Linked DNA regions of Homo sapiens: region 2 is linked to region 1. A link is an interaction called in ENCODE POLR2A ChIA-PET data of the cell type or tissue named here. Cell type or tissue: endothelial cell of umbilical vein. All regions are shown on one strand. Each heading gives the region's core, and the rest is flanking DNA. Links, peaks and the distances in the headings are about the cores only.

Region 1 (4,395 bases), core at 184-4,183:
GGTGCCCTCCCCACAAATCCCCAGCTCTGTGTGACCCAGGACAAGTGGCCCAGCCTCACACAGGCAGATTCTGCTCAGATCAAAAGCAATCACGAGCACAGGGCCTCAGGGCGATGGGCAAGACATGGGACCCCAGGATTGCTACAGTGTTCACTCGGAGGAAGCAGGAGCCTGGCTAATTCCCCGCTCACTGGCAGACTTTTCCAGGGGCGGCACGGCCAAGAAACTTCAGGTCCCTGCCACGAGGAGTGCGGGGGAGCGCGGAGCAGCTCACAGGAATGGCATCTTATGCCTTCCAGAAAGAGTGAGATTGATGGCACTTTTCAGGCCTCAATGAATCACACTCCCATGTGACCGCCTTAGCCTCCTGGCAGCAGATGTACTCAGCAGTCACTGTCCTCAACAACAGCACGTTTCTCACACACCCAGATGCACACGCATTGGCCGAGGGTCTTCCCAGGAGGCACTCATGACCCAGCACCCGCGGCTTGAAGTGCACGTATGCAAACCGGCACAGCCCGTGCCTATGTCAGGCATAGCTGCGGCCAGCTGCAGCTCCTGAGACCCAGGCTGGGGCCCCAGGGCACAGAATGCCCAGCGGACCGCAGCTCGGACAAGTTCCCGGCCCCTCTGCCCTAACCCCTTCCCTGCAGAGAGAGTAGGCAGAGGGAGGGGCAGCCTGAGGGAGAAAACAAACTTCAGACTCATTATCCCCAGGCCCAATCTCTGCTCTCAGCACAAATAAAGGTCTCTAATCCGGAGTGAAAAGCAAACACAGCTCCCCTCTTCTCCCCCTGTCTCCTCCCATCAGGCTCGGGGCCCTGGCTCCTGTTTTCAATACAAATATTCAATTAAACTTTCCTAGAGGGTCCAGTAATTGGGTCCCAAAGGCAAAGGTTCCCATAGACAGAGTGAGACCCCGAGACAGTGAGACCCAAGAGGGGCAGACGTACCCGGCGACAGAGAGCAACAGGCAGACCGGGAGACCAGGCAGAGAATGGGAGGCCCCAGAGGGAGGGGTCTCAGATTTGCCCGGTAATCAGGAAACCCTTTCCTAGAGCTCTGTGCCCTCAAACTCTAGCTTCCTCTGAACTGCCCTGAGAGAGGAAATGAATCTTCAAGAACAGACCACAGGGCCCCAGGTGCGGTGGCTCACACCTGTAATCCCAATGCTGTGGGAGGCCGAGGTGGGCAGATCACCTGAGGTCAGGAGTTTGAGACCAGTCTGGGCAACATGGCGGAACTCTGTCTCTACAGAAAATTCAAAATGTAGCCAGGTGTGGCTACTCAGGAGGCCGAGGCAGGAGAATTGCTTGATCCTGGGGGATGGAGGTTGCAGTGAGCCAAGATCGCACCACTGCACTCTAGTCTGGGTGCCAGAGCAAGACTCCGTCTCAAAAATAAAATAAATAAATAAATAAAATAGACCAAGGGCCTGCAGCGATGTGCTTGTCCCCGTCACAGCCATCTTCTTCATCAGCAGCTCTTGTTCCATCAGCCCTGAGCCCTTCCAGGGCCAACAGCCTCTCCTAGCATTTACCACATTTAAATCAAAACACTATAGTCCAGCCCAGCACCAAATCCTTTTAAGACCTCTCCACCTTTGATCTGAATTGCTACTACTATAATCACTCCTTTTCCTGCAGTTGCTTAAATGGAATGGCCTCAAAAGCAGAAAAATTTTTCTACTCCTATGAAAAAACTGAGACCTGGAGAGGAGGAAAATCTGGCCCAAGGTCACCCTGCAAGTTAGCGCCTGAGCATGACCAGACCCCAAGGCTTCTGGTGCCCCGTAGATTATTTTTACCTGGTTACTGTCAGTCAAGCCTGGAGAGGGGATGTCTGAGTTCCAGCTCTAGCCCCATGACTGGTCAGCTGTAACACAAGGGAAAGAAACTCCATCCTCAGCAACTTCCACGGATCCATTTCCTTAATCAGAAACTTTCTCCTGCAAGCCCTGAGGACGCTTAAACACCTAAGACACCAGGATTCAATAAATTAAGAAATGGTCGGCTACAGTGGCTCACACCTGTAATCCCAGCACTTCGGGAGGCCAAGGTGGGAGGATCACTCAGAGCCAGGAGTTTGAGACCAGCCTAGGCAACACAGGGAGACCTGGCCTCTACAAACAAACAAACGAACAAAATAGCCAGATATGCCCTGTAGTCCCAGCTGCTTGGGAGGATCACTTGAGCCCAGGAGTTTGAGGCTGCAATGAGCTATGATCCATGCCACTGCACTCCAGCCTGGGTGACAGAATGAGACCCTGTCACGCCTCTTCGACCCCGCAAAAAAAAAAAAAAAAAAAAAAAGTAAGGAGACTGGATACAAGGTGACTTTTAAAACACAGGGAGGAAGTGAGGTTAGTAATTCATGCTCCCTTCTCTTCCTTTCCCTCCTTCCCTTGGTTCCATCTTAACAAGTCAAGTTACAAGCCAGGCTGGGGGGTGGAGTAGGGGACTAAAGAAGGAGCCCAGCTGGCCCTCCTAATTAAAAACCCTAAAGCTCTCTCGACAGATCTGCCTGACAGTGTGGGATTGACTCCCTTAGCCCAGCACGGGCTGCACCTGGAGGTCTCTGCTCATGACCTCTAGATGAAGGACAAGGTTGACTGGAAAAGGAAGAAGTGAGAGGAGGGGCGGGAGCCCCATCATCAGAGCAGGAGACAGACTCCTGGGCAGCTGGCTGGAGCTGGCGTGGGATCAACACCCTGGGATGGGGCCCCAGAGGGAACGGATGGGCCTGGGTGTTGGGGCCTCCGCTGAAGGGAGGTAACAGATTGATTTCAACTGGACTTTGCCTGGATTTCCTCGTCTCGTAACCCGCACTGGTTGGATGGACGGCTGTCTGGGGCCTCTTCGAAACCCAGTTTATCAAACCTTCCCCAAAATGTTAGGTCAGCATCTCAGGACCCAGTGACCCCAAATTTCAGAAAAACTTGAGGGTTACCATTCAGCCCAAACATGCTCATTCATGGTAACCCAAGCAGGCTGGAGGCCTCCGGGCAGGCAGGGCACAGGCTGCCCCCGACCAGAGCAAAAAGTCAGCGCGTGCAGTCGGCTGGGGGAGAGGGAGAGCAGTCTGGGAGATGCTCCTCATGGCAGGGAGCCCGGGAGGCAAGAGCCGAGCCAGGAGCTTCCAAGGGAGTCTGGCTTTGGGATTTACGAGTCTCTTGTTTCCATTCAGAAGGACTCTAGGCCTCAAGTGCTCTGGAGAGGATCGTTCCATGGAGCCAAGACACCAGGCGGAAGGGAAGCTGCTTCCTCACCAGGCACCATCCTGTCCTCTCTGAGGCCAGATTCGGGGCTCACTAACTCCTTTGTTGCAGGCCAGGGCTTAGAACTTCCCTTTCTATGATTTAGGGCAAAGGATGTGCAGGAGAGGGGAAGGCCATGTTTCCTTGGTCTTGAACTCAAGGAGGAGCGTCAAGTCCTTGAAAAGTATCAGTGAAGGCAGGAAGTGCCATGATTCTCATGCCGTCTGACTTCAGATTGGAAGTCACTATGCGTAACCTTAGTATCTTTCCAGGATCACTTTTCTCAGTTGTCCAGAAATCTCCACTGTGACCCAAATCGCGCTGGCAATTCCCCTCCTCCTGCAAGTCCCATGCTAGAATTTGGATGCCATGTAAGTCTTTGGTTTAGACCCCGTGTAAATCCTGAGGTTGGCATCAGATTGTCAGACAGAAGGGAACACTGAACTCTGTGTGGTGTCCAGCACAGGCCATGTGCAGACACTGCTGCTGCTGCTGATAATGATGATAATGGTGGTGATGATGATAATAATTTATCTTGAATTTGCTGGATAAGACTTTTGGTTATGGATCCTGCTTAGGGACAGTCCCAGGATGACTGGGATCAAAGAGATGAGATGAGAGAGACTCTAATGATCCATTCCACTGGGAAATGAGCTGGTTAGTGTAGAAAAGAAAAATCCTAGGAGGCTTGGACTAAAAGTAAAAACACTACTGAGATCATTTACAGGAGCAGAGAAAGAGCGAGAAAGAGGGAAATGGTGAAAGTGAGGGTGGGGGATTCATATGACCCCAGTCCTATCAGGGAAAGCAACGCTCTTGCTGGAGACTGTCTTTAAAGGAATAAGAATGCCCTGGAGGCGTTTGAAATCCATCTCACAGTCAACAGGCATTAGCAACTGCAAGATATTTACAGGAAGCTTTTCCTCCATGACAGAGAAAAATACTTGGAGGAAGAGGCAGGTAGATCCCCAAATTCTGTTTGTACGAGATGCCTCCACACCTTTTACACACCATTCCATCTGCCTAAATGCCCTGCCGTCCCAGATGTACCTGTTTTTTGCTTCCCACTTCCCTACTAAATTAGGTGGTCCTTCTCTATGCTCATAGGGTTATTGTGAGAATTAACACGTGTAAAATCC
Region 2 (4,395 bases), core at 151-4,150, 120 kb before region 1:
TGATCACACATCTTCACAAATCTGGACTAAGAATGGTATTGGGATGGTAGGATAAGAATTGTAGTTTCAAATACAAGATTCCCATTCCCTAGAATCAAAAAAGTTATAAGAATCTTATAAATGCTACCCTAGCCATGAAGACCATTACCCTCATAAAATTCTATAAATGCAATGCAATAAACTTATCCTCTATTTTAGGGGACCCACAGAGTATCGTAAAGTCCAGGCATTTCTAGAGCTGTGGTACAATGTTTTCTCCTGCATACATGTTCAATATCGCTACAAAAATTACTGTGCTGCTCTGAAGACCTGTAGACCAGTGACAAAAATTCAGTAATTAGACCAATCTGTGGGGTCAAAGAAAAGAATGAGATTCTCGAGACTTATCTAAATAATATTTTTAAAAATATTTAAGACAAGCATCTACTTTCTGAAGCATTGTTACTGTCACTGCTGAAGACAGAAAGGCAAGAGCCAGCTGAAAAAGGGCGACGGTGGCCCCCCTTGTCATTTTCCGATTCTACAACACCTTCTGGCTCCAGTTTTTTGGATCCCCCTCCATTACTAAATCCCAATCTTCAATGGCCACTTGAGGTCAACTTCCACTGTACTTATCCTGGCCAGCTAGAAACAAAACGGGAGTGTCTGGGTGGGGCTGACAGTATGCACACTGGTCTATCTCCAGGCAAATCTCTGCTCTGGTGACCCCACTTCTACTCTATTTCTTTCTGTGAGGCACCTTGAGGATGGTACTTTACTGGTGGTTTTAATACTGCCAATCACAGTTAAGTGTTTATCTGCTCCAAACACATGTAAGCCCAAAAGAAAAGTAGGAAACCTGAAAGAACAGATGTAACAATCATGCTCAGTATTTAAGTATACATCTGAAAATTCCAGGAAGTAATGGGATTTCCCATCGATGACAACATTCATACTTTTGGGAGAAAACTATTACCAGTAAAGTTAGCAAAGAATTCTAACAATAGCTATCCCCTTGCTTTTAGCTATCCCTTGCTTCATACCTAGCCTAGTAAAGCTAGGTATGAAGTACATCTCTTATAAAAATCAGTGTTATTTACCTGGTATTAAACTGAAGAATGTTTACATTGAGCTTCAGGAGATGGAGGGGGAAAGGGAGAGTAACAAAATTGAAAATTTAAAGCAAGAAAATCAAGATGGTGTTCAGTTGCTTGAACATACAGGAATTTACCCAAACTTTCACCATTACCTATTACAGCACTCCCCTAACTGCTCTCTTTCCCAGGAGCCATGTCCTCACGAACCCAAGCACATACAATCAATTCTAGTTACTCCCACGGCAAGAGCTCCTTCAATTTTAATCCTACTCATTTGATTTTGATTTGACAGTCTCTCAGTAACCTGTACCACAATAAGATCACATTTTGTCAATAAAAGCACTCCATCTCAAACAGAACAACAGAACAGCAACAGCAACTGCTCGCATGCAGTAAGTACCTAGCAAGTGCCAATCACTAGCCCAAGCTATTGTGTCCTCATTTTGCCTGTAAAGACTAAATGGGATGATCCCATAGCCCCATGGACCACCATATAGAGATGGGGAAATCAAGGCACAGAGGGCTCACATCACTAGAATATGGTGGAGCCTGGCTTTGACTCCAGGCTCTCTGACTCCAGGACCTACCCTAGTCTAAACTGCTATAATACACTGCCCAAAAATGCCTAGGTTAAAGCTCCCATTTATGTAACACAAATTCATTCTAAATTCAATCATTTCATTAATCTACAAATTCTACATGCTACGTTTATATAAAATAAGGATGTGGATGTCTTTCAATCCCATATCTACTTCCAGAGAGTAGTACGTGAATGACATAAATGATAAAAATCAAGAAATGGTCTTCAGCCGTCGTGGTGGCTCCTGCCTGTAATCCCAGCACTTTGGGAGGCTGAGGCAGGTGGATCACTTGAGGTCGGAAGTTCAAGACCAGCCTGGCCAACATGGAGAAACCTCGTCTTTACTAAAAATACAAAAATTAGCCAGGCATGGTGGCACACACCTGTAGTCCCAGCTACTCTAATTGGGAGGCTGAGGCATGAGAATCGCTTGAGCCCTGGGAGGTGGAGTTTGCAGTGAGCCGACATCGCACCACTGCACTCCAGCCTGTGCAACAGAGTGAGACTCTGTCTCAAAAAAAAAAAAAAGAAAAGAAATGGTCTTCTTCAGTTGGACTCAACAGTGTAGACTAATGATTTACAGTGTTGCCAAGAACACTTGGCACATTCCCATCACACATTGTATTAATCTGTTGGTAATGGGAATGAGATAAGGAACACTCGAGCAAAGAGGTCAGCAGCAACGTTCAACACCCCAGATATGCTATTACAATCATCCAAATCATATTTTATAGTTAGAAGGCAAAGCGTCAAAAATCCCTTAAGTTAAAGCCAAAGACTTCCAAATAATTCAATTTCATTAGAGAATGAAGAGGAAAATTTCCTGCAGGTTAAAAAATTCTACTACATAAAGAATATATAGCATCAAAGAAAACCATGTTAAGAAAGATACTAAGATATGAAGCAGGTTCTCTAAAATTTCAACAATTTAGTTATTTTTTTTTTCTTTTCTGAGATGGAGTTTCACTCTTGTTGCCCAGGCTGGAATGCAATGTGGCAGTCTCAGCTCACTGCCACCTATGCCTCCCAGGTTCAAGCAATTCTCCTGCCTCAACCTCCCAAGTAGCTGGGATTACAGGCATGCGCCACCACACCTGGCTAATTTTGTATTTTTAGTAGAGACGGAGTTTCTCCATGTTGGTCAGGCTGGTCTCAAACTCCCAATCTCAGGTGATCCGCCCACCTCGGCCTTCCAAAATGCTGGGATTACAGGCGTGAGCCAACAGGCGTGAGCCAACAGGCGTGAGCCACCGCGCCCAGCCCAATTTAATTCTTTAAAAGCCAAGTTAACCTGCAGACCTGAAAAATTATTATTTTTAAGCCATTTAATTATAACCTAAAAAACAGCATACAAATTAATGCATATTGCTCACTATAGATAAAAATACTACAGACAGTTTATACTGGGCATTTAGAGATCTGAACAAGTAGTCTTTCTTGTTCAATTTTTCTCTTTTCAAATTAAAAAAAGAAAAACTTACAGACAAGCATCATCAATCATTAAGAGGGCCTGGTTCTGATATTATATGAGCTCTGTCAACCTTAATCAAATTGCTTGACAGATCGTAGATAAGTAATGACTTGCTTAGGTTAAGCAAGGCCAGAGTTTTCCTTCTGTAGTATATACATCTCCAGAGTGAAAATAAACAGCCTCACACCTCTTACTGGGAGCTGCACTCCACTGCTATTACAACTCAGTCTTCATTTCAACAGAGGAGGAGGAACATCTATTTTTCTTTCCTTCCTTCTCAATATGGTCATCAGAAGTCATCAAAGTCATTTTTAAACTATCCCATTAAACAGTTAATAATTATTTTAATCTACACCAATTAGCTATCATTAAATGCCAAAACATTTGTTTTGGCCTGCATTACACAGTGATATAAAACAAAACAGAAATAGTTAACAACTGACAAAAGCAATACTAAAGGAATCACTTAAAACTGCAAAGCCTGAATTCATGTTGTAACACATCCAAGAAATTGAAAAACAAATTTTGTTTCAATATAATCGGCCCCATTTTGGGTGCAGGGGCACCATGGAACAACAGTTAAAATAAGAGAAAGAGCATCCCAATTCAGATTTTGTATTCATTCTATAACCAAGACACAAATAACGAACTAAAACATCCTCCTCGTTAACTTCTTTACATATAATTGGAAAGGGCTTTCATACTTCATATTCAGCCAGGATGTACCGTTAAAGAATTTCTAAGCATCCAAGTATTCTGCCTGCTCTAAAGAAAAGCGTTAAAAAGCAAGGATCCCAGTGGCTAGGGGAAAAGAAAATGAAATGACTTCTTTAGAAGAACTTTAGAAGAATGAGTTTAAAAATATAAGATACCAGGGAGTCAATTTTACCTTAGGCAAAATGCGCTTCAATGTTTTCCATTAGGTCAATAGTATCTAGAATGCAGAGCTTGTGGTTTAGAAATGTCAAAGATCAAAAAAGCAAAAAAACAAAAAAAAAGCACCCTTAGAATTTAGCTATTTTAATCTATTCCTAAACACATACAACTGTGCAATTATAACCTAAAATAAACCTAAAAAGAAAGACTAAAGTTCCAAATAACACTTTTCTCCAACATGCGAAAGAGGTATTTTGAAGGACACCTAACTTTGAACTAGATTAAAACTTTTATATGATATCAATGCTCGATCATTTAGTCTTCATGATTTCCATTCTAACAAAGATTTTACAATCTCATACATTTCCTGTAAGTAGCAAACACACACACAC

Evidence for each region. Peaks named below come from ENCODE experiments on the same cell type or tissue, not always from the same donor. Only the 100,000 strongest peaks of a DNase experiment are listed, where the experiment ranks them.
Region 2: POLR2A ChIA-PET joins it to region 1 with 11 read pairs; 3 of 35 experiments call an interaction of 5 or more read pairs at or near these places.

The regions. Positions count from the first base shown.
Region 1 is chr11:126,162,891-126,167,285 of GRCh38, forward strand. No RefSeq gene overlaps it. Among named protein-coding and RNA genes, the nearest start is that of RPUSD4, 47 kb to the right of the region's middle. In endothelial cell of umbilical vein, for the core only: no CTCF peak of the experiment used is centred there; no DNase peak of the experiment used is centred there.
Region 2 is chr11:126,046,113-126,050,507 of GRCh38, forward strand. The region is part of intron 1 of CDON (cell adhesion associated, oncogene regulated); the gene reads right to left. Among named protein-coding and RNA genes, the nearest start is that of CDON, 15 kb to the right of the region's middle. In endothelial cell of umbilical vein, for the core only: no CTCF peak of the experiment used is centred there; DNase peaks (open chromatin) are centred at 869 and 2,279.